Regions from separate parts of the Homo sapiens genome. Here region 2 is linked to region 1. Evidence: read pairs that join two places in POLR2A ChIA-PET (ENCODE). Cell type or tissue: GM12878. All regions are shown on one strand.

Region 1 (4,000 bases):
AATAAACAAGGAAATTTAGGCACACGAGGCAGAATCGGATCCCAGCTATTACATAGCCTTGTTTGTGGAGCAAATGAAAAAATCATTACATGTTTTATTACCCTTCAGAATCTATTTACAACCATGTAGTCATTCTGAGTTTGGATTTTCCTTTGAAATAAAAAGCCCTGTAACAAAAAATAAAAGAGAGGGATACTGTGTTGGAAGACTGGCGATGAAACTATAAGAAAATCAAAATAAATTATACCATTGTTATTGTTTAAGATTCGTTCAATATTCACTTAAAAAAATAGGATCCAGGCAACATTCTAGGCACTCAACAACAGCAGTGAATAAAACTAAACAATCATCCTTATTCTTGTGGGGTCTTATTCTAGTTGGAAAGGAGATAAATACACAAATATATAGAATATCGTGTGTTGAGAGATGCTATGAAGAAAGATTAAAGCAGGGTTAGGGAGAATTGAACAAGGTAGAGGGGACACTTAAACAGAAAGGTGGCTTAGTAAACCTGGGCTTGCTCTAGGCTATGCCCTTATGGAGAAATCTTTTGTAAGTCAGCTCTTTAGGTGACAACCAAGAGGAAGCAAGTTCTGCTCTTTACCAGTCTTCTAAGAGAAAGTCTCCAAGTTGTGGGGTTGCACTCTTTCCCATGCCAGATTATTCCATCTTTGCCAGGAGGAACAATGTCACCCATAAAGAATTTTTATTGGGAAGAGTCCATTGACTGACCTCTCTGCTCTCCATTCCCTGAGCTTTTAATGGCAAAGTCTCCTTGCTTCCGGGGAAAACACCCTCGATGGGCACACAATTGCTTTATAAATATTTAAAAGGACAGAGAACTTGGCTTAGGAAGCTGGTTTACCTAGAACAGTATTGACTATGCCAAACTGTAGGAAATCCCCTTCCTAAAATCCCAGCATCAATGTATTTGCAAAGGCTGTTTAACGGAAACAGGTAGCCCTCTGAGGGATGCTTGCTTTTGGTGAAAAAAAAAAGTGTAAAAAAAGACTGGCTGGAAAAAATAATCTCATGGTGGAACTTGAGGCATGGAGAGGAGCTGTTTGAGGCCAAAGTGGGATTGTAAGAAGATGTCTAATTCACATCAATAGGCACCTGTCCACCTTCTCCACTTTATTCATTCATTCATCCATTCACTCACTAATTCATTTATTGATTCATTCATCCATCAACTTTTTTTTTTTTTTGAGATGCTCTTGTTGCCCAGGCTGGAGTGCAGTGGTGCAATCTCGGCTCACCGCAACTTCCACCTCCCGGGCTCAAGTGATTCTCCTACCTCAGCCTCCCGAGTAGCTTGGATTACAAGAATGAGCCACCATGCCCAACTAATTTTGTATTTTTAGTAGAGACAGGGTTTCTCCGTGTTGGTCAGGCTGGTCTCAAACTCCCGACCTCAGGTGATCTGCCTGCCTCAGCCTCCCAAAGTGCTGGGATTACAGGCATGAGCCACCGCACCCGGCCTTCATCCATCAACTTTATTGATACCTACTATGTGTCAGGCCAAGTTCTGAGCCCTGGGGCATAGAGATGTAACAACAAAAGCAAAAACAAAAAAAAATAATTCCTATTTTGAAGGAGCTTGCATAGTTGGAATGTCACTTCTCATTCTGTGTCCCTAAGGTCAAAGCTACCGTTAAGAGAGGTGTTGCAGTACCCAGAACAAACATAGGTCCTCTACAGAGCCTTAGAACTGCTGAACCCCAAGAGTCTCCTGGGTCGGCCTTCAATCCAACCCCCATGCAGTTCTTTCTCTAAGCATGGAGTCCACCACTGAAATACTCAAACACAGGGCAGTTCCCATCTGAATTATTGGTTTTTGTTTTCTTTCTTTTTTTTTTTTTTTTTTTTTACTGTTGTTTCTATTTATGTATTTTTTTTTTAATTCTTTTATTGAGACGGAGTCTAGCTCTGTAGCCCAGGCTGGATTGCAGTGGTGCAGTCACAACTCACTGCAACCTGGACCTCCCAGGCTCAATGAATCCATTCACCTCAGCCTCTTGAGTATCTGGGACTACAGATGTGAGCCCCCATGCCCAGCTGTATTTTTTTTAGAGATGGGGTCTTGCCATGTTGCCAAAGCTGGTCTTGAACTCCTGAGCTCAAGTGATCCGCCCTCTTGGCCTTCCAAAATTCTGAGATTACAGGCATGATCCACCGCGTCCAGCCCCCATCTGAATTCTAAAACAGCTGCTGAAGGAATCAAAACTCGATGGAAAGAACTTTTTGATCCAGAGTCTGAGCCTTAAAAAGCAGCTTGTGTATTCATCAATTTAACTATTTCAAAAATGCTCATCCTGAAAATATGAAGAGAAAAAATTTCAGTATGTAAAGGTACACATACAAAATGATCCCCATATATATATACACACACACTGACACACGCACACACATATGCACATATGTGTAGAGAAAATATTGGACGGAGTCTCGCTCTGTCACCCAGGCTAGAGTGCAGTGGCGTGATCTTGGCTCACTGCAAGCTCCACCTTCTGGGTTCAAGCGATTCTCCTGCCTCAGCCTCCTGAGCAGCTGGGACTACAGGTGTGTGCCACCACGCCCAGCTAGTTTTTGTATTTTTAGTAAAGACGGGGTTTCATCATATTGGCCAGGCTGGTCTCAAACTCCTGACCTCGCGATCCACCTGCCTCGGCCTCCCGAAGTGCTGAGATTACAGGCGTGAGCCTCTGCGCCTGGCTTTTTTTTTTTTTTTTTTTTTTGAGTCAGAGCCTTTCTCTGTCACACAGGCTGGAGTGCAATGGTGCAATCTCGACTCACTGCAACCTCCGACCCCCGGATTCAAATGATTCTCGTGCCTCAGCCTCCTGAGTAGCTGGGATTACAGTCACGCAGAACCACGCCCAGCTATTTTTTGTATTTGTAGTAGAGACGGGGTTTCGCCATGTTATCCAGGCCGGTCTCAAACTCCTGACCTCAAATGATCCACCTGCCTCGGCCTCCCAAAGTGCTGGGATGACAGGCTTGAGCCACTGCATCCGGCCTTCAGGATGGTGTTTTTATGAGCGAACTTTTATGTTTTCTTCATTTTCCAAGTTTCCTGTATTAAGTGTGTATTATTTCTATTACTATTGAAAAGTAATTTTTTTAAAGAGATGGTGTCTCACTGTTGCCCACACTGGAGTGCAGTGGCACAATCATAGCTTATTGTAACCTCGAACTCCTGGGCTCAAGCAATCCGCCTGCTTCAGCTTCCCAAGCAGCTGGGACTACTGACACCATGCCTGACTAATTAAAAAAAAAAATTGTAGGGTCGGGCATGGTGGCTCACACCTGTAATCCCAGCACTTTGGAAGGCTGAGTCAGGGGGATCACTTGAGCTCAGGATTCAAGACCAGCCTGGGCAAAATAGGGAGGCACCATCTTTACTAAAAATTTAAAAAAATTAGCGCAGCCTGGTAGCACATGCCTGTAGTCCCAGCTACTAGGGAGGCTGAGGTGGGAGGATCGTTTGAGTCTGGAAGGTTGAGGCTGCAGTGAGCTGTGATTGCATCACTGCACTCCAGCCTGGGCAACAGAATGAGACTCTGTTCTATTAAAAAAAATTGTTTTTTTGAAAAAAAAATGTTACATATTGCTACTGTTTACATAGGAGCCATTTACTCAAATTTTTCACCTCAGGTATGTGAAAAACAGGGTCCCAGGAGCATCAGAATAAAAAGCTATGCTCAGGGCAGCCAATATACTTAGCAATCAAGAACAGCACTAGAATGTGTACACTGATTGTCTGGGGGCTTGTTAAGGTGCAGACTCTGACTCAAAAGGTCTAGGACAGGGCTTGAGATTTTGCATTTCTAACAAGCTCCATACGCTGCTGGTCCCTGGACACACAGGAGTGGCAGGGCAGGGAGTCAGAGGGCTTGTGTTAGAATTTCAACTCTAAAACTGATCAGCTGTGATTTCAGATCCCTTACCTCTCTATGTCCCAGTTTCCTCATCTGTAAATCAGGAATTTAGTTTCTAC
Region 2 (4,000 bases), 290 kb before region 1:
TTTATGTTCTTCATCATTGCTCTGTACTGCAAGTGTCCTCTGGCACCAAATTTTATTTGTTCAGCTTGAGAGATAAGTGATCATTAAAAGATTAAAAGATTTCTTTCTCACTTCTTGATTCATGATACAGAAATATGATGTGAGCCATGTATGTAATTTTAAATCTCCTGACAGCCAGACTAAAGGAAAAAAATAAGCAAAGCATATTTTCATACATCTTTACGCCAATACATTCCAAGTATTACCATTTCAACATGTAGTTGTTCATTAATAATTATTAAATTAATAGGTAAATAGTAATTATTAAAATTATTAATGAGCTATTTTACTTTCTTTTGCATTAAGTCTTCAAACTTAGGTATATATTTTACACATACAGCACATTTCAATTTGCCCTAGCCACATTTCAAGTGCTTAGTAGCCACATGGCTACCATATTATACAGCAAAGTTTTGGATGTTGGGTTCTCAACTGGTACATATCCAAATAGGAGTGGGGCAGAGGGCTGTGTAGTTCAAGAACCACTGCTGTAAGCTTTGGGATTTCAAGTGATACATTTCTAAAATGTTAGAAGAGTCCAGGTTGCTAAAACCCAATTTTTATATGAGGGAAGTAGTATTAGTTTTATATGCTTTTTTCTTTTTTTTTTGAGAGTCTCACTCTGCCACCCAGGCTGGAGTGCAGTGGCGCAGTCTTGGCTCACTGCAACCTCCACCTCCTGGGTTCAAGCAATTCTCCTGCCTCAGATAGTATCCCATCTTCTATCTCCTGGGATAGGAGTATTTCAGATACTCCTCCCGAGTAGCTGGGATTACAGGCGCCCACCACCACACCTGGCAAATTTTTGTATTTTTTTTAGTAAAGATGGGGTTTCACCAAGTTGGCCAGGCTGGTCTCAAACTCCTGGCCTCAAATGATCTGCCCGCCTCAGCCTCCCAAAGTGCTGTGATTACAGGCTAGTTTTATGTGCATTTTAAAATACCAGTCTGTTTTCAAGATAATTTGTTGCTACTGGCTAAGATTTCTTAAAGTGGCACACTTTGACAGCATAAACCAATTCAGAGTGATAATATTAGCTGTGTTATTTTAGTCCACTGTTAATAACTACATAGACAGCTGACTGACTTCAAAGAACCAATAAAACTTGGAGTTCTGACTGAGAGCCAAATAAAACTTGGAATGGGCAAAAATTGAGTTTATGTTATCTGCAGACATTGCCCTTCTTGGTGAGATACTGCTGTCTTCTGCTTCAGAGTCCCTTCCTCAGCCACACTATTTGGTAGTGACTCCTTATTTAGCCTATATCTTGTAATTTACTGTGGTTACCATTCTTGGGAGGCCATTTTAAGATTTCTTAAAGTGACCCAGAGAAATCGTAGCTTGGTATTTACTAAATGTGTTTGTGTATGTTATTTCATAGCTGTATACGCTCACCTGTGTGTACTTTTTAACTGAATTTATTCATCTACCTTGAAGTAATGTTGTAACTATAAACCTGTGATTTTCTCTACTTTTAAGCTCTTCCTTCTGATAAGCTTATCTATTCATATTGGGTTTAATTATAGCTCAGGGCATAACCATGTGTATTATTCATCTGAGTGAGTGAGCTTGTCTGGCAACAAGAGGCTGTTGTTGCCAAAGCTTTATTGTCATCTGGGCTGAATATACTCTGTCTATGCCTCATTGCCAGCCTCAGGAAAAGGAGGTAATGGGGTGATGGGGGAGGAATGCTGTACTCTAGTCCCTTACACCACTGCTTCTCAATATATTCCAACCCTTTGCAATAAGCTAGGATAACTGTGATTTTATTTACTTCATCCTTTTTTAAACAAGAGAAATCAAACACTAGAAATAAAATGTAACTCTCCTTCATTTCCTATCTCTACATCTGTTTCCTCCCATCTCCCCATTCCACCTCATCCCTTGTTGTTCTCATAACCACTATCATGAATTTAGGTTTATCTTTCCAGTTAATTTCTTAAAAGACTTTGACATAGATATGTATCCATAAATAATATAAAATATTCATACAGTAGGACCTGTAAATTCATACAGTAGGATCTTTTTTTTATTTATACAGTAGGATCACATTGTACATATGCAGCAAGTTGCTTTTCTCACCATATTGGTAGACCTTTGACATAATTTTTCTTAATATAAGAATTTGGTACCTATGTAATAACGTATCTAACACATGGTAGGTGAGAAAACCTAGTAATAAAACAGAAAGCACCTGAATCCACTGCACACACTGAGAAGTGAAACATACCCAGAACCATTGAAACTCCAGTGTGCTGCTTCTCCAACCTCTGCTCCTACCCAGGAAACCACTCTTCTGAACTTTTTTCTTACTGGTTTTCTTTTCTTACCTCATATTTATGTGTCCCTCAGTAGTATATGTCCCTGTTTGCTTGTTTTTAAGCTTTGTAGAAATAGTATCCTACTGTATAGATTCTTTTTAGTCTTAATTTTTTATTAAATGTATTTTTAAGATTCATTCATGTTAATCTGTATATTGTCACTGCTATATAGTATTCCTTTGGGTGGATTTACCCATTTTTCTGTCAGTAGCCATTTGTGTTGTTTCCAATTTTGCTATTATAAATAGTGCTTCAATAAACATTATTCTCAATGTCTTCTGGTGATACACACATGTAAAAGTTTCTCTGTAGTGTATACCTGGGAGTATAGTTGCTATGTTGTAAAATAGGTGTACAGTTGACCCTTGAACAACTCAGGGTTTAGAGGTACCAGCCCCCTGTGCCATCAAAAATTCATGTATAATGTTTGACTTTCTCCAAATTTAACTACTAATAATACCCTACTTTTGACAAGAAGCCTTACTCATAACATAAACATTTCAATTAATACATATTTTGCATGTTATATGTATATATGCTGTATTCTTACAATAAAGTAAGCTAGAAAAAAGAAAATATTAAGAAAGTCATAAGGAAGAGAAAATGCATTTACAGTATTGTACCGTGTTTATTGTTACCCTGAGTTTACATCATCTGTTTACAAGGTGAAATGGCAGCTAACCACAACTACAGACCTCAATCTACAGTGTATATCAAGTAATTCAACTTTTTCTTGTAATGGCATGACTTTTCTCTGCTTCTTGGGACTACTTCCAGAATCACTAGTGGCCCTTCGTATGGATCCCATGGTGTTATTTAAGGTTTACGGTATTGCACAAACACAATGAAAAATATGCGAGAACTGAGAGAGAGCACTTTTTATGGCAATACGCAATTTGCTGGAGAGATGAACTGCTCATGCAGAGATGATTTTTGTCACGTGGCATTTTAGGCATTTTAAGCAGCTATTGGCAATAGCTGAGTTCATTGCAATAGCAACAGGAGGTGGCTACAAAATTATTACAGTAGTACAGTATGTATTATAGTTACTTTTATGCAGTTATGATTTAATACTCTATGTTTGTGTTTGCTTACATTTCTTTTAAAATGCTCATGGCATCATGTATGGTTTGTGGGTATAATTTTAACTTTGTAAGAGATCGGTATATATTTTCTGGTAGTAAATAAGAAAAACTAATATCTGTGTATATTTTGTGCACTCATGACGTTCCTTTTTCTTAATTTTTCAATATTTCTAGGCTAGTGCGTTGTCAGCGAGTTTTTTCAAATTGTCACAAATCTCAAATTTTTCTAATGTATTTTCTTGAAATTTAGTTCATCTAAGTTGACCCACGCAATGCAGACCCTGTTGTTCAGGGGTCAACTGTATATTCAACTTAACTAGATGAGCCTATATTCTCATCCGAAGGAATTACTCATACTCATCAGCAGTACATAGGAGTTCTAGTTTTTCCACATCCTCATCAACATGTGGTTTTGTCAGGCATTGATTTTTGCATTTGCATTTTGTAAAATAATATTACTGAATTTTGATTTTCAGTTTCATTTCCCCGATTTTGATGATATTGAGCATTTTTCATATGATTATTGGCCATTTATGTTTCCCTTTTTTTGGAAAT

The links. Peaks named below come from ENCODE experiments on the same cell type or tissue, not always from the same donor. Only the 100,000 strongest peaks of a DNase experiment are listed, where the experiment ranks them.
Region 2: POLR2A ChIA-PET joins it to region 1 with 6 read pairs; 2 of 35 experiments call an interaction of 5 or more read pairs at or near these places.

The regions. Positions count from the first base shown.
Region 1 is chr3:23,785,345-23,789,344 of GRCh38, forward strand. No RefSeq gene overlaps it. Among named protein-coding and RNA genes, the nearest start is that of UBE2E1, 19 kb to the right of the region's middle. In GM12878, no CTCF peak of the experiment used is centred here; no DNase peak of the experiment used is centred here.
Region 2 is chr3:23,494,098-23,498,097 of GRCh38, forward strand. The region is part of intron 3 of UBE2E2 (ubiquitin conjugating enzyme E2 E2); the gene reads left to right. Among named protein-coding and RNA genes, the nearest start is that of UBE2E2, 290 kb to the left of the region's middle. In GM12878, no CTCF peak of the experiment used is centred here; a DNase peak (open chromatin) is centred at 2,274.